Regions from separate parts of the Homo sapiens genome. Here region 2 is linked to region 1. The links are chromatin loops, found by intact Hi-C in ENCODE. Cell type or tissue: MCF 10A. All regions are shown on one strand. Each heading gives the region's core, and the rest is flanking DNA. Links, peaks and the distances in the headings are about the cores only.

What was found. Hi-C counts contacts between places; a loop is a spot of excess contacts. Peaks named below come from ENCODE experiments on the same cell type or tissue, not always from the same donor. Only the 100,000 strongest peaks of a DNase experiment are listed, where the experiment ranks them.
Region 2: a loop joins it to region 1, with 7 times the contacts of the local background. A loop is called at or near these places in 3 of 110 quality-filtered maps.

Annotation. Positions count from the first base shown.
Region 1 is chr10:107,967,257-107,975,721 of GRCh38, forward strand. The region is part of intron 4 of LINC01435 (long intergenic non-protein coding RNA 1435); the gene reads right to left. Among named protein-coding and RNA genes, the nearest start is that of LINC01435, 98 kb to the right of the region's middle. In MCF 10A, for the core only: no CTCF peak of the experiment used is centred there; DNase peaks (open chromatin) are centred at 4,355 and 4,945.
Region 2 is chr10:107,910,782-107,919,246 of GRCh38, forward strand. The region is part of intron 4 of LINC01435 (long intergenic non-protein coding RNA 1435); the gene reads right to left. Among named protein-coding and RNA genes, the nearest start is that of LINC01435, 150 kb to the right of the region's middle. In MCF 10A, for the core only: no CTCF peak of the experiment used is centred there; a DNase peak (open chromatin) is centred at 4,630.

The sequences.
Region 1 (8,465 bases), core at 297-8,296:
ACTGAAACTCAGAGAGTTCAGTCATTCTTTTCAAGTCATACAAGTGGAAATATGGTAAGCTGTGATTTATATCCAGGCCTTTTTAACATACAAAACCTAATGTGTTAACATTTCCGATCAATTTTCCTTTCCTTTTTTTTTTTTTTTTTTTTTGAGACGGAGTCTTGCTCTGTCACCCAGGTTGGAGTACAGTGGCGTGACCTCGGCTCACTGCAAGTTCCGCCTCCTGGGTTCATGCCATTCTCCTGTCTCAGCCTCCCGAGTAGCTGGGACTACAGGTGCTCATCACCAAGCCTGGATAACTTTTTTGTGTTTTTAGAAGAGACGAGGTTTCACCGTGTTAGCCAGGTCTTGATCTCCCGACCTTGTTATCCGCCCACCTCGGCCTCCCAAAGTGCTGGGATTACAGGCGTGAGCCACCGCGCCTGGCCCAATTTTCCTTTCTATAAGGATAGTCATTGCCTTAAAGTTTGAATTCCTGGAAAGGAGTACTTGTGTCTCATTCACTCTGGAATCCCCTGTCCCAGGCACAATGTCTGGCCAAAATTGCTGCTAATTAAACATTTGTTAGATCAAAGACCCGGACAGTGAGGTAGGTTAATGTCTACTGAACTCTCTGAGCCTGTTTTCTATCTAGTTATTAATTATACATTTCTTTCTTAAGACCTTAGTGGAATGTAGTAATGAGGACAGAGAACCAAAGAATTATGATACGATCAGAGTAGCTGAGGGGAGGGGATTCCAGAGAAACCAGGCATACCTGTGATTTAGACAAAAATATTTTGGTTTTGGAAGGAGATTTTAGACCCCTCTAACTTATATTCAAATTGACAATTTATTTACTGTTTCTATCCATCTTCACAAAGGAAATAGAAGTACAGATGGTCCCAAACTTAATACGGTTCAATGATTCAAAGATTTTTCGACTTTATGATGGGTTTATTGGGACATAAACCTATTGTAAGTCAAGGAGGTTATGGTTTCTATTGAATTTGTATCACTTTGGCACCATTGTAAAGTCAAAAAATTTTAAATTGAACCATTGTAAATCAGGAACTGTATGCTGTGCTGCCAGCACTAAAAGCATTTTCAACTTACCGTGAATGTATCTGGATGTAGCCCTACCATAAGTTGAGGAGCTTCTGTACTTTTATTTGTGTGGGCAGGATGGACATACATGACCACTTCCTCCCTGTTTCTTTCGAGGGCAAGAAGCTGATAAAAAGATATATAACCAGAACAATTATTACTGCCTTCCCTGTTCTCCTCTGACTGACTTTATCGTGATGTCAGTATCCTACATATTCACTGAATGTGAGAATTTTACTTACTTACCTCCAGACAGAAACATTTACTTCCTTTAAAAACCCATGGAATCTGTTATATAAGAGTTACTCAAACATAGTTTGAGTCATAATATTGGAAGATGATGCAATGGGAAATGTAAAGTATTCCAATTCCTTTATATTATTATTTAAAAATGAGATTAAAAACGAGAAGATACTTCTCCATAGACATAAAACAATAGATTACTTTTGTTGGTTTGACCACATTGAGATAAAAAATGATTTTCCTTCTCTACAGTCTATTATCCAGATTGCGAACTTCAGCTTTGGCGAATGTCTCGAGCAGTTAACGTTCTGACACAATGACATTTCAATCAGATATGAAAGTGGTGTTGGGACCCTTTGGGAATAATTTTGCTGCAGTTCACACCCTGACTTGCTAGTAACTAGCTGTTCATTGGTTAATGCCCAGGGTCAAAAGTAAGAATGCATAACAGGATGGGCTCTGGGAAATGCATTCTCCTCATGAACCAAAGTTAATGTGGCCTATGAAAGGAGGTTCAGGTAGCCATTAGGAGTTGTGGTCATACGGACTGAGTTTTGCCACTTGCAAGAATAAATATTATATAATGATATGGAACTTAACAGCTGAGACACTGATACATACCTTTCAGTGTTTTTTTTTTTTTTTTTTTTTTTTTTTTTTTTTTTTTTGAGACGGAGTCTCGCTCTGTCACCCAGGCTGGAGTACAGTGGTGCGATCTCTGCTCACTGCAAGCTCCGCCTCCCGGGTTTATGCCATTCTCCTGCCTCAGCCTCCTGCATAGCTGGGACTACAGGCACCCGCCACCAAGCCCGGCTAATTTTTTTTGTATTTTTTTAGTAGAAACGGGGTTTCACCAAATATAGATCTATGCAATAAATATATTTTTAAAATAAGTAAACTAATAACTGTCAAAGCATAGTAGTTATAACATTGGATCAAAAATTCTGGATTCCATCATCCTAAACATATATTTGTCGAGAATAATTTCTTGCTTAGCATTTCATGGAAAACGTTAAAAGTCATTTATATTATTGTCTATGCATGTTGGGGGATAAATATCATTAGTGTTTTCCAATGACTTCATATCTCTGAATCCTGAATCAGACTAGTGAGGAAGAACAAATATTCACTTAGCCTACATTTGATGATAAGAATTTTATTTGAGAACTGGATAATTATTGATCTTACGGACTTTGCCAGCTTCAATACTAAGCAACAAAAAAAAAATGTAGGTTCTTATGGATACTTAATACTGTCTAGGTACTGTGCTCCATTCTTCACATATATTATTTCACATAATTCTCATGCTACCCTAGGAACAGGTGTAACTATCTTAATTTTATGGATGTGGGAATTGAGGCATAGAGAGGTTAAGTTATGCAAGGACCTACTCTGTGACATAACCTAGACTTGATTCCTTGATTTTCTAACACACGGCGCTGCACTCTTCTGTTGGTCCCACGTGTCTGAGATTTGCTGACTTTCAGCACACAAATAAATCAATGACACATTAATAGGCATTAATAGGGAGGTTAAGCAGCTGTCATGTCACAGTAGTAGTGACACTGAAATTATGAGAGCACATCCATATGAATGACACAGTCATATTTAAAGTGCCAATCTTCCTTGAGCAAAACTTCTGTGAGAAAAATTAAGTTTACAGATACTTATGCAATCAAAGGTTTATATATTTATATATGTTTAACATAAAAAAAACCTTTGAGATCTTTTAATTGGGCCCCTTCCTTTTACAGAGGAGGAAAATGATGTGCAGGGAGGAGAAGTGCTTTGCTCAAAGTCACAAAGCAAGGAAGACTAGGCCTCAAGATGACCTGATTACAATCCTAGTTCCTTTGCAGCTCTTCCACGATTACTTAGTCACAGAATCTAGAGACAGTGAGAGGAATAAAAGCATTTTTGAGTAGCATTTTCTGATTTTGATTACATTAGTTAGGGAAAAAATATCAGGGCTATAAAGAGAGTCAGTAGCAAAGCAACTAAAGCCTGAAGTTTGAACAATGTTGGAGAAGCAGAGGACAAATATCATTAGCGTGGGCCATCAATAAACTTCTTACTGGTTTTCCTTTTCCCTTAGTCATGAGTCACATTAGTAAATAGGGGAATATGTCGTGAGTCTTGTCTAGGGACTGACAACATCGAAAGCAAATAAAAACCTTGAAATGATTGCCAATTGTTTTGGCAAATATCTCACATTCATGAAGCTGGCATGTAGAGCTTTCTAGTATAGAAATTTTAGCATATTCAACTATTCCATTAAGTACTGCAAAGGAACATTGACCTTCCTACAGTACTTTCTAATAGTAATAGCTGGATTTTTTAAAATGAGAAAACTCTATTATATCCCCTCTGGAAAAGGAGTCAAAAGGGTGATACTATCTCTGTTTAGCAGATGTGGGGATTTTATGGTCAGAGTGTGGAGGCGTCCGTGAAGTCTCAGGTGCCTTTCACGACTATAGCCTCAAGTCCCAATGCATCCCGAAGGAAACCAACTCTTTTCATAGGGCCACAGATGATCATATCAGGGCTCAAGCTCACCACATGTGATCAAAGCAGAGAGAGACCATGGGTCTCTCAGGTGACTAGGAATCAATCCTTGATCAATAGGGATACTCCATATCTGAGTAGCAATGTGACATAATCAAAACTTCTTAGTGGAAAGTATACATAATATGTATGCTCAAATATTTCACAGCAGTAAATTAAAGGGGATACACCATTTCTCAATGAAATAGTTGTAATAAAAAAATTTTAAGGCAACACACCCACCACGGACAACAAAATTTGAGTAGTAAATGAAGATGAATCTCATGATCCTCCATCTTCTTTTATTATTTTTTCTTCAACTGCACTTTGGGCTCAAATACAGTTGCATAAGTCTGTCTTATATTCTAAAAACCACACTAAAAACATCATGGATCTAGTTTATAACCTTTAACTTTTCAATTTCCAAATTTACTTGAGTCATTTTTACAATTTCTATGTCTCATCTCCCAATCCTGCCGATGTTCATTGCAGTCAGTTTCACCATCATGACTCACACTAACTATTTCATTTCTCTTCACTTGGAAGTATCTCCAATAATCACTAATGCCAAAATTCACTGTGCATTATAAAATCTGTATACTACTTCTATTTTGTAGATTTGATACCATTGACCATTTAATCCTTAGACTTCTATTTTTTGACATTTGTAATCATCTAGATCTTTTACTCCTTGTATAGTATTTCCTATTTTCCTTCCTCACCTTCTACCTTCCATTTTTTTTGCTCATTCTTCATATATATATATGTTTTTATATATATGTTTATGTATATTTTATATATATGAAGAATGATCATATATATTTCATATTCTCATTGTTCTTACTTTACTTTTCTAAACAGCCCTGGCCAATCTTTAATATAACTATGGCTTAGAATATGTATACTATAATGACTCACAAGCTTATCTCAACACCCATGACATTCCTCTAATGAATTACAAATGTACTTATTTGGACACTTCACAGTACATATAGTAAGAAGATGACTAGCTGTTCTTTGTTTTGGATGAGTCATTGGATCATTAAATTTGAATGACTAATATGGTTTGGCTGTGTCCTCATCCAAATCTTATCTTGAACTATAATCACCAGGTGTTATGGGAGGGAGCCAGTGGGAGGTAACTGAATCATGGGGATGGTTTCCACCATGCTGTTCTTGTGAAAGTGAGTGAGTTCTCACGAGATCTGATGGTTTACAAACATCAGGCATTTTCCCTGCTGGCACTTATTCTTTCTCCTGCTGTCTTGTGAAGAGGTGACTTCAGTGATGATTGTAAATTTCCTGAGGCTTCCCCAGCCATGGAGAACTGTGAATCAATTAAACCTCTTTTCCTTATAAATTATCCAGTCTTGGGTATTTCCTTATAGCAATGTGAGAACGGACTAATAATGTAAATTTGTACCAAGGTGGTGGGGCATTTCTGTAAGATACCTGAGAATGTGGAAGCAACTTTGGAACTGGGTAATGGGCAGAGGTTGGAACAGTTTGAATGACTCAGAAGAAGACAGGAAGATGTGGGAAAGTTTGGGACTTCCTTGTAGAGACTTGTTAAATGGCTTTAACCAAAATGCTGATAGTGACATGGAAAATGAAGTCCAGGCTGAGTTGGTCTCAGATGGAGATGAAAAACTTGTTGGAAAATGGAGCGAAGGTTGAAACTGGCAGCTTTTTGCCCCTACCCTAGAGATCTGTGGAACTTTGAGCTTGAAGAGATGATTTATTTAAGGTATCTAGTGGTAGAAATTTCTAAGTAGCAAAACACTCAAGAGGTGACAGATCATAAAAGTTTGAAAAATTTCCAGCTTGATGATGGGGTAGAAAAGAAAAACCCATTTTCTGGGGAGAAATTCAAGCCAGCTGCAGGAATTTGCATAAGTAAGGAGGAGCCGAATGCTAATTGCCAAGACAATGGGGAAATGTTTCCAGGACAAGTCAGAGACCTTCTTGGCAGCCCCTCTCATCATAGACCTGGAGACCTAAGAGGGAAAAATGGTTTCCTGGGCTGGGTCCAGGGACCCCTGCTGTGTGCAGGCTTAGGAACTGGTGCCCTGCATCCCAGCCACTCCAGCCAAGGCTAAAAGGGGCCGAGGTACAGCTCAGGCTGTTGCTTCAGAGGGTGCAAGCCTCACACCTTGGCAGCTTCCATAGGGTGTTTAGTCTGTGGGTGAGCAGAAGACAATAATTGAGGTTTGGGAATCTCCACCTAGATTTCAGAAGATGTATAGAAATGCCTGGATATCTAGTCAGAAGTCTGCTGCAGGGGCAGAGCCCTCAAGGAGAACCTCTGTTAGGGCAGTGCAGAAGGGAAAATGTGGGGTAGGAGCCCCCACACAGAGTCCCCACTGGGGCACTGCCTAGTGGAGCTGTGAGAATAAGGCCACCTTCCTCCCGACCCCAGAATGCTAGATCAACTGACAGCTTGCACCGTGAGCCTGGAAAAGCCACAGACACTCAACATCAGCTGTGAAAGCAGCTAGGAGGGATGTTGTATCCTGCAAAGCCACAGGGGCAGAGCTGCTCAAGGCTGTGGGAGTGCTCCTCTTGCATCAACATGAGCTGGATGTGAGACATGGAGTCAACAAAAAAAAATTTTGGAACTTTAAGGTACAATGACTGCCTTATTGGATTTCGGACTTGCATGGGGCCTGTAACCCCTTTGTTTTGGCCAGTTTCTCCCACTTGATTGTATTTACCCAATGCCTGTACCCCCATTGTATCTAGGAAGTAACTAACTTGCTTTTGATTTTACAGGCTCATAGGCAGAGGGGGCTTGCCTTGTCTCAGGTGGGACTTTGGACTGTGGACTTTTGGGTTAATGCTGAAATGAGTTAAGACTTTGGGGGACTGCTGGGAAGGCATGATTGTGTTTTGAAATGTGAAGACATGATATTTGGGAGGGGTTAGGGGCAGAATGATATGGTTTGGCTGTGTCCTCACTGAAATATCTTGAATTGTAACCCCCATAATCCACATGTGTTGTGGGAGGGACCCAGTGAAAGGTAACTGAATCATGGGGGTGGTTCCCCCATGCTGTTCTCATGATAGTGAGTGAATTCTCATGAGATCTGTCTTCTATCATTCTCTGTTCTCATCACGTCTCACTTGGCCTATTTAAGTAGCCTCTGGACTAGGTTCCTGATTGCAGCTTCTCTACCCTTCCAATCACTACTCCAGATTTTGAACAAGTGGTCTTTCAAAAATACAAATTTAATTACTTTGTTGCTTAATATATATTGGTGCTTTCCATTTTTTACAAAGCAAAGTCATAAGCATTTTATATATATATATGTGTGTGTGTGTATGTGTGTGTGTGTATATGTATATATGTATACACAGACACACACACACATACACACACACACATGTGTTTAAACACCCACACCAAGATATAGATTACTTACTTCCAGGACTCCATAATCCCCTCTAGGGCCCTAGCCCAGCCAGGATTCCTCCCATTCCAAATTCAAGAAATTGGCCAAAACGAAGGGGCTACAGACCCCATGAAAGTCTGAAATCCAGCACAGCAGTCAAATCTTAAAGCTCTGAAATGATCTCCTTACACTCTATGTCTCATATCCAGGTCATGCTGATGCAAGAGGTGGGCTCCCATAGTCTTGGGCAGCTCCACCCATGTGGCTTGGCAAGGTAGAGCCTCCCTCTTAGCTTGGGCCTTCACAGGCTGGTGTTGAGTGTCTGTGGCTTTTCCAGGTGGGTGGTGCAAGCTTTCGGTGGATTTACCATTCTGGGGTCTGGAGGACAGTGGCCCTCTTCTCACAGCTCCACTAGGCAGTGCCCCTGTAGGGACTCTGTGTGGGTTCTTCAACCCCACATTTCCCTGTCACACTGCCCTGGAAGCAGTTCTCCATGAGGCCCCTGACCCTGCTGAAAACTTTCACCTGGGCATACAAGCATTTCCATACCTCTTCTGAAATCTAGATGGAAGTTCCCAAACCTCAATTCTTGACTTCTGTGCACCTGCAGGCTCAACACCATGTGGAATCTGCCAAGGTTTGGGGCTTGCAGTCTCTGAAACCATGGGCCAAGCTGTACCTTGGTCCCTTTTAGCAACAGGTGGAGCAGCTGGAACAGAGGGCACCAAGTCCCTAGGCTGCACACAGCGTGGAGACACTGGGCCTGGCCCAGGAAACCATTTTTTCCTCCTAAGCTTCTGGGTCTGTGATGGTAGGGGCTCCTGTGAAGACCTATGACATGCCCTGGAGACATTTCCCCATTGTCTTGGGGATTAACATTCAGCTCCTTATTACTTAAGCAAAATTCTGCAGCCAGCGTGAATTTCTCCTCAAAAAATGGGTTTTTCTTTTCCACTGCATCATCAGGCTGCAAATTTTCTGAACTTTTATTCTCTGATTCCCTTTTAAAACAGAATGCTTTTAACAGTACTCAAGTCACCTTTTGAATGCTTTGCTACTTAGAAATTTCTTCTGCCAGATACCCTAAATCATCTCTCTCAAGTTCAAAGTTCCACAGATCTCTAGGGCAGGGGAAAAATGCCACCAGTCTCTTTGCTAAAACGTAACAAGAGTCACCTTTGCTCCACTTCCCAACAA
Region 2 (8,465 bases), core at 100-8,099, 57 kb before region 1:
ATCTGATTTCTAAGTTCTACATTAAAAAACTATAAGGCAGATTTGGAGTGAGATCAATGTGAATTCCACATTGTGTTCTATCATTGACCATTCACATCATCTTGGCCAAGTCAATGATCCTTTTTTAACCTTAGTTTTGTGTCATTAGAGTGATAATCCCACCTTCACAAGATTGTGAAAATTTAAAAGATGCTAAATAAAAGCATTTTATTAAAACAAAAAACTTGGCCCAGTGTAATTACCACCAAGGTTGTGTTGATACATGTCGTGCTTAAAAATAGCTGATGGCACACAAGCAGATGTCAAGCAGCCAGTCATGTAACAGAATGCAGCATTAATACCATCATAATGATGTAAGTAATATACTGCAGATAACGGTCTTAGGTTAATATCTCTTTGAACAACATTGCTAATGCTAAAGAGACAGTGAAAAAGTGAAACATTATGTTTAGCATAAAAATGTGAAGAGAAAATACCATCCACCTAATTAGAATTTTGTATGGATTAACTAGCTAATGCTGGTTAGCATTTGAGAATGCAATGGAAGACAGAATTATACACATTCACAGACACAAAGTACTACATATTATATGTAAAATTAGATCACAGCACATGACATGTATAAAATGAGTGGTGCAGATGAAACACGTTCTTGCTCGCAACAAACTGTCCCTACTCAGCATCTTTCATGCCACAAGATTCCCCCACTGGGTCTAGCAAAGGTTTCCGTTGAGAAAGGCAGTCCCATATAACAAGGCTGTATTAGTAAATGAATTTAAATAATGGCTCTCAAATTTTGGGAATTGCACTAAACACATTCACAACAAAACATACAAAACACACACAGAGGAAAGTACTAATCATGTACAAGTTTTAGTATATTTAGTGCTTTGTGTCTGAATGTGTGTATAAATTCTGTCTTCCACTGCACTCTAAAATGCTAACCAGCATTAGCTAATGAATCCATACAAAATTCTGAGTACTAATCATGTGCAAGGCAGAAGTTACATCTTCAAAAGGCTTCCCCAAAAGCATCAGCAAAAGGAACAGGAGAGAGGAATGCTGCAAGGAAACCATCCAGAATTCTTGAAAAGTTAGATGGGCAGCTCATAATGACCATCTATTTGTACCTGTCGTTCAGATGTTATTATAATCATTAGTCTCTCTTAGCAGCAAACTTTTAGATAAAGATCAGAGAACTCCAAAGGATGTATATTATGGCGTATGGTGCTTCTTTCTAAGGTAGGATATCTAAGTGAGAAACCATAAGTCTTCAACTTTATTATTAGATTTGGGGTTAATGAACTGTCCTTTATTAATCTGAGAGAAAGAAAAATAGTGGAAAGGCAGTGACACACCCATGTACAGGACTTTACAACAATAATGCCCTGTTATTTCTATCAAATTATGTGATTCTGTGGATGAATTCTGAGTGGCACTGACCCCATTTTACAGATGAGAAAATTCAAACGCAGATTACTACAACAAATAGGACTTGTCAAGGGTACATAACAAATAAGACTACAAGTCAGGTCTCCACTCTGCTTTCATTTAATTCAGTTTCCTCCATCTAAGTTTCATCTGATCCTCCCCTGCTCCAATTTACAAAAATAGCTTTAAACGTTACCTCCTTCATGATGCTGAAACAGATAAATGTGTTTAGATGAAATTAGCCCTTTTTGAAAACATGAACATACGTACTGAAAAAGTGTGTGTGTGGCTGAGGAGGTTGGCGTTAGGAAATACAAGACTTCAGAGGTGAGAGATCTCACTGCTTAGCAAACTTTGGGTGCTAAAACACTAAGTCACTTCCCCTATTACTTACTACATTCAATAGCCTTAGTAGACTTACTGCAAAAGCCACCTATCCAAAGCCTGACCCACACTTGTCTCTACTGGACTTGTAAGTATAAATGTGTGCACATGTACACACACACACAATCTGACAAAACATTGTCATTTAAGTGAACATTTGGTTTGCCAAAGATGCATAATCTCTCCGTCAGGCCAAAATATTTCAGGATTAATAATTTGCAGCTTAGTATAACAGTATCTATTTCTAGTCCAAAAGTTTTGTTTCCCAGTGCTTATAATATTTGATGCACTTAAAGCCAGCAACTCTGAGTTAACTACCAAAAGAAGGGAAACATTTTTTAAGTTTAGATTTAAGTGAGATGCTTATTTTAGTGGTGATGTGTTAATAGTATTGAATATTTTACTGATATTAAAAGATATGATTGTTAACGTAGGCAGTGAAGTCAAATGTCTCCAGGAGCTGGATAAAATCTCTACTGCAGTTACCTCAATAAAATTCTACAGAACGACATAAAGCAGAACCCTTTGTCCTAAGGTAACATACTAGAGCTGTGTGGATGTTCTCAGGACAGGACTATCAATGCTAAATGCCGTTATGATTTGCCTCAATACAATCTATAAGTATGTACAACAGAATTCCCAAGGAGTAAATGTGTTGTAAACTGTCCAAAACTGTTATTTTAAAAGCTAATAATGGGAATACAGTGTCATGTCTCTGGGAAGGTTTCTTGCAATTGCATTACAAACTAAGGTATGGTGACTGATACTGAGCTGGATAATCAGTGCATATTTCAAAGAGCAAACTCGCAATTTCCAGATCTAACTTCTATTTACTTATGTGTTCCATTTTTACCCACTTTTGATTACCGTGTTCTCACTGCCTGTTCTGTGGTAGCCTCGACAACTTTTAAATGGTCTTTAATCACCAAAGCTGTTGTTTTACTATTTGTCACTAAGTTTCCAGGTTCACTTTAAGTTGATACTTCTGATAGGTTAAAGAGTTTCAGATTTATTCACTCAAACAAAAAAACTTCCTGACATGGCCGGGGAAAAAAAAAAAAAAAAAAAAAAAAATGACTAGCTGTCAGCCCTGCTACTTTGTCTTGCAAAAGCTCACCACACACCCACTCTCCCTCCCCAGGCTCAGCCTCCTGGAATCTTAATCCCCTTCTTCATATGGAAAAGTCTTTATTTCAGGTTTCACTAGAGGTGGTCAGGCAATGAAGAGTGAACAGGGAGTTGTAGTCCCTTGGATATTGATGTTTCCAGGACTAAATCACATTGGAGAACAATCAATTCACAAGCTGTAAAGCCCCAGCTTTAATCACTTTCTCTCTCAGAAAGATGGTGCCTGCTCTCCATGTAACTTCCATCTCCTCAGTGCCAGAGACAGGGACCACACTAGAAGGCAGTGATTGTCCACTGAGATTTTGTCCCCTTTAAATTAACCTAGACATTTGTCATCACAGACAGGAGCCCCCAGAGTAAGCTTACAGCAAGTGAAGTGGGAATCCTTGAGGGCAATGTCAGCCTGCCCTACAACGTTAACCCTTTCACCACCGCATACTATGCACTTATTTAACACCCTACTCTGCCTGGTCTTCAGCTTCACAAGCCATATTGACAGAAACCAGGGATTTACATTCTTACTTGAAAGCTGTTTTTTTCCAGGTTTGGAGCTTAGAGATGAAGATGGGAGTTCCAGGAGGACTGAGGCCCATCTTGGAGATGAAATACTTCCTGGCGAAGGCAAGCATAGCCTTTATTTTGCACACTTCAAGTCAGAAGCCTCAAATCACCTTCTGCCCTTGACCCTCCAAGCCCACTTTCACACTCCCTCCCCGCTTCGCTCCCCGACCCCACCCCATCACCACTCTGCTACTCGCAACGCTGCCTGGTCGCACCCAGGAACCATCTTTGTGGGTGGGGTTCCTCGTCTCCGCGGACAGGCTGCTAGTGAGCCGCAGCTCCTCCATCCGGAAGCCAGGGATCTTCATCTTGCCGCGGAGTTCCATGCTGCCGTCGCCCCCAGTCTTCAGGGACTTTGCGCTCCCGCAGGCTCCTGCTCACCTCTCCCATCGTTGGGCGCTGGTGGCACCCCAGGAGGAGAGAGGAGCAGCAGGAGCCCGGTCTCGCAGTGCCGGCACGGACAGTACTCTGGGGGTCTGGGCCGCGTGCCACGAGGAGCAGAGGAGCCACCGGAGCCGCTTCCGCAGACGCCCTGACACGGAGGACCCAGAGCGCCGCGCCGCGCCGCCGAGGAACGCGCTCACCGGCGCCAAATTTTCCCATCCCGGGAGCGAGGGCGGCGGCGAAGGGTCCGGGACCCGAGGTGGCGGCGCGGGGCTCTGCGCGGGCGGCTGTGGGTGCTGGAGCTCAGGACCCTAACTTTAGCGAAGTCGGGCCGCGGCGGGGCGGGTGGAGGCGGCGTGGGCAGGGGCTGCCGCAGGTGCGGAGTGAGGCGCCGCCACACGGGCGGGGGCAGGAGTCTCAGGAACTCGGCAGCCGCCAGCAGAGCCCGGTGCGGGACCGGGAGCTGCCGGGGCCTCAGCTCCGCTCTCCCCACAGCTCTCCGTGGCTGCAGGTTGAGGTCGAACTGCAAGCGCCACGGACCCTGCCTGCTGTTTACTGCGTTTTCACTGGAGACTCCAGCAAATGTCCTGGAGAGGAGAGGGATTCCTGCTCTGTCCATTTTAGTCTCTACATTGGCACCTTGGTGTAAACCCACAGCAGAGGCTGCGTGTCCTGGCTGAGAAACACAGAAGGGCAGCGGGGACGGAGGTGGGGCCGTGTGCAGATGAAGTATGTTTATGAAGTACATGATTGTGAGCGTCAGCGTATGTGTGTTTAGGGTTTTTCCCATCAGTCTCCAGCTTTGCTCCCTTTTCTTGACCTTCTGTAGCACTCACTCTGCCCAAAGCCAGTCTTGCGTAATCCCATTTGAAAGAGCACTTTGTTACTAGCCATATTCTAAATGTTTTGTGAGCCTACACTATGGCTTTAGAAAAAAAAACCACACACACCACACTAGGGGAAAAGAAAGGAACTCAAAACTGTGGCTTGGGAACATTTTCATTTGGAGCACACCAATTAGTCCCAGGGTTTAGCTCTAAACCCAAGATTCCGTAGGAAATCGGACATCTATTGGAGACTTATCTACTACGTTTGTTATATGACTGTTAAACCAATTCATTGACCTGTATCACATTCCCCACCTCAACCCTTGAAGCAGCTGGCATGCCGTCTGAAATCTTGGAATAAACTTTGCATATGGTTAGCAATCTTCTATTTGTGTATGAAGGTGCTCACCACTAATATGCTGTGAGTTCCTGAGAATCACCACACTTGGTTGCTTAAAGTTTGAAAATGACCAAGTTGTAACTGAGGAACTTTTCTACAAATTAAGGAACAGTACGTTCCAAGTGTCAACGTCACGAAGTTCTTTCATGACTTAGGAACTGTCCCAGATTGAAGGAGATTTAGGAGTAAGAAAATACATCCTATGATCCTGAATTAGATCCTAGTCCAACAAAAGGACATTAGGTCAATTGGCAAAAGTTGACTAAGGTGTGTAGAATGGTCATATCATAACTTTTTAATTTCCTACTAGTTTTGAAGTTGAACTGTGGTTGTGTCAGATGTTTGTGGAAGCAGAATATAAGGTATGTAAGAAATTTTAAAAATAGTCTTTTTTAAATGACAATAGAAAATTTGGTCTGATAAACATAAAAGGATTGGATTAAATGACCTGGAAAATCTTTTGAGCCTAAAATTCAATTGTATTACAAAAATATGTGCCAAGCCAGGTCCCCTGCTGCTGGCTAGTATAAAGTTCAAGTGGAGATTTTAGGAAGGAAAAGGAAATTTGAAAATTTCAAATTATTTTTTTAAGCTTAAACCTTTTCCAGTAGATAGTTTTATTTCAGAAGGATGAAATGTCTTCAGATTCCTTTGCGGTCTTTACAAAACTAATAACACTCTTGTATGTATTAGTCAACAATCAAATATCCAAAAGATAACAGCTGTAACAAAATAGTAAAAATTCTAGTGTGTGTGTGCACGGACACATAACTCATTTCCTTCATGGTAACTTCATTAAAATTCTCAATCTGTGATCGGACCACTTTGAAGAGTAGCTGTTAATAAGTCAGCTTTTACTAACTTGTAATGGGAAAGTTTTATACGCAAGCTTTCATAAAATATGCTTTTGGAAGATAAATTTCATTCCATAGACCATTCTAAGACACAAAAGCAAATGCCAGCAGATCAACTATCTCAGCCTTTAAATTTCAGTGCTTCCATGAAGCACAGTGTCCTAAATGGTAAGCTGGCTAGTTCAGTCATGAAAAGAACATGGAATATGCCTCCAAAAATACCTTTACTACCCAAGAGTAAGGGCTTATCTTTGGAAAATAAACCTGCACCCTACTAACAAAGCAGTATTTTGGCCAGTTGTGTTGTATAGATGGGAGAAAGTAATCTGGGATTCTCGTGGCATCCCAAATCACAAATGCTACTCATTAGCCCAGAAGAGCTGTTTCTCATTTCACAAAAGCTTCACAGATTTGCAGAATTACTTGTTAATGTCTTTTTGTAAGCCTTACTTCTTTTTATGTCAGGATAAGTGTGTGAGAATTACACTATGTGGAGTAATTACTCCATGGGTAGGAATCCAGATTAATGTATCAAAGTACAGATAGATCCCTATGCAAAAATAGAACTGGAAAAAAGCAATGAAATTTAAGGGTAATCACTAATGATTTTGAAATAATGTTCTTAATATTTTAGGTCTACATTATTTATAATCATTGTAGCATGCTAGCAAAATGGATATGTAGACAATTCCCAGAAAAAAATTAGCAAAATGCAGGTGTTTTGCTTTGCTTCCCTCCACATAAATGCTACTTCTTCATCCTGCCAAATATACATCCCTACACCTACACTGAAGAGGTAGTCCAAGAGACTCATTAATGGGAATTCACTGAAGTTGAGCATTTCTTTTACCATGTTTTAAAAAATTTTAGGATAGGTGTAGAGTTATAGAAAAATTGTGATAATACAATAGAGAGTGCTCAGACTCTTGAGAAGGTAGCTGCTCAGTGAGAGGGCAATCTTAAGAGATCTGAGGCTGCTTCCCACCTTACATCAATTGTCATTTGGCAACTCAAGGTCACTCAAATTACGGCCTGTTGCTTTCCCTGCCTGGAGCACCAGAGCAGCAGCTCAAATATTTTGCCCAGAATGAGAAACAGGATATAGAACAGAGAGCTCCTTTTATACCTGTATACCCCAAAGGATGAGATTGAAAAAGTTCAACCCTGAGAGCACTCAGCACAACAGTGAAAGCGACGGTGAAAAGCAACTGGGAAATTGATTCATTGCTAAATGATAGGTTCACAGTTCAGTGGAGAGAAGAGGACAGTGTCAGCAGAAAGAGCACTACTGGTTCAAACAAATATGAACACTGACCTCAGCAACTGTCCCTTTAAAGCAGCAGTTTCCCAACATTTTCCGCACCAAGGACCAGTTTCGTGGAAGACAGTTTTTCCTCGGACAGTGGGGGATGGTTTCGGCTTGAAACTGTTCCACCTCAGATCATCAAGCATTAGACTCTCCTAAAGAGTGCACAACCTAGGTCCTTTGCATGCATGGTTCACAGTAGGGTTCACTCTCTTATTTGAATCTAATGCTGCTGATCTGATAGGAGGCGGAACTCAGGCAATAAGCTCCCTCACCAGCCACTCACTTTCTGCTATGTGGCCCAGATCTTAACTAGCCACAGACTGGTAATGGTTGGGGGCCCGTGCTTTAAAGGACTCTAAATTTGATTAACCTGTGATGGGCATGCCCCATCGCATCAGTGAAAACAACGGCACAATTGGTCAGAATTGGTCATCAGTTAGAACATAGCAGCTGTGTATTAGGGAAAGAGACCCTTAATGAAGGCCTTATAATCACTGTTGTCCTACTAACTACTGGGATACCCAAATGTGACAGTAACATTACTCTAAGATGATATTGAAAAATAGGAATTTTACAAAAAAGACAAATAGAAGTTCTGGAGTTGAAAGATATGTAATTAAAATAAAAATTCACTGGGGTGAGGGTTTCAGTGACAGCTTTAAACTGATGTAAGGCTTTAGAGAAATTATATAGACCTATAGAGATTATACTTCCAAAGGGCAAAAAAAAAATGAACTTCAGGGGCTTCACACTACAGGGGAGTGAGGAGGAGAGTTAGACTGCTCTAAAATAATCCAGACTATCACTAAGTAAGTAAGCAAACCTCAGTAATAAGCTATGGAGAGTTGAAGTGCCTAGGGTTGCTACATTATCTTAAGTTTCCAATTACTGTGAACAAAAATTGAGGAATGCAAAGCAGAAACAAACAGATTAAGTATGACCAATACACCAGAAAAAACAGTCCACAGAAACTGAAAGTGATAAAGTTGAGATTTAGGGGTAACCATTATAAACAGCTCAAAGAATTTTAAAAAACCTTGGTTAAAAGTATGACGGTAATGTTGCTTTAAAAAGATAGTATTGAAATAGGAATTATACAAAAAAATAGAAATTCTGGAGTTGAAAAATATAATTAAAATGAAAATTCACTAGAGGGTGGTTTCAGTAACAGCTTTAAACTGATATAA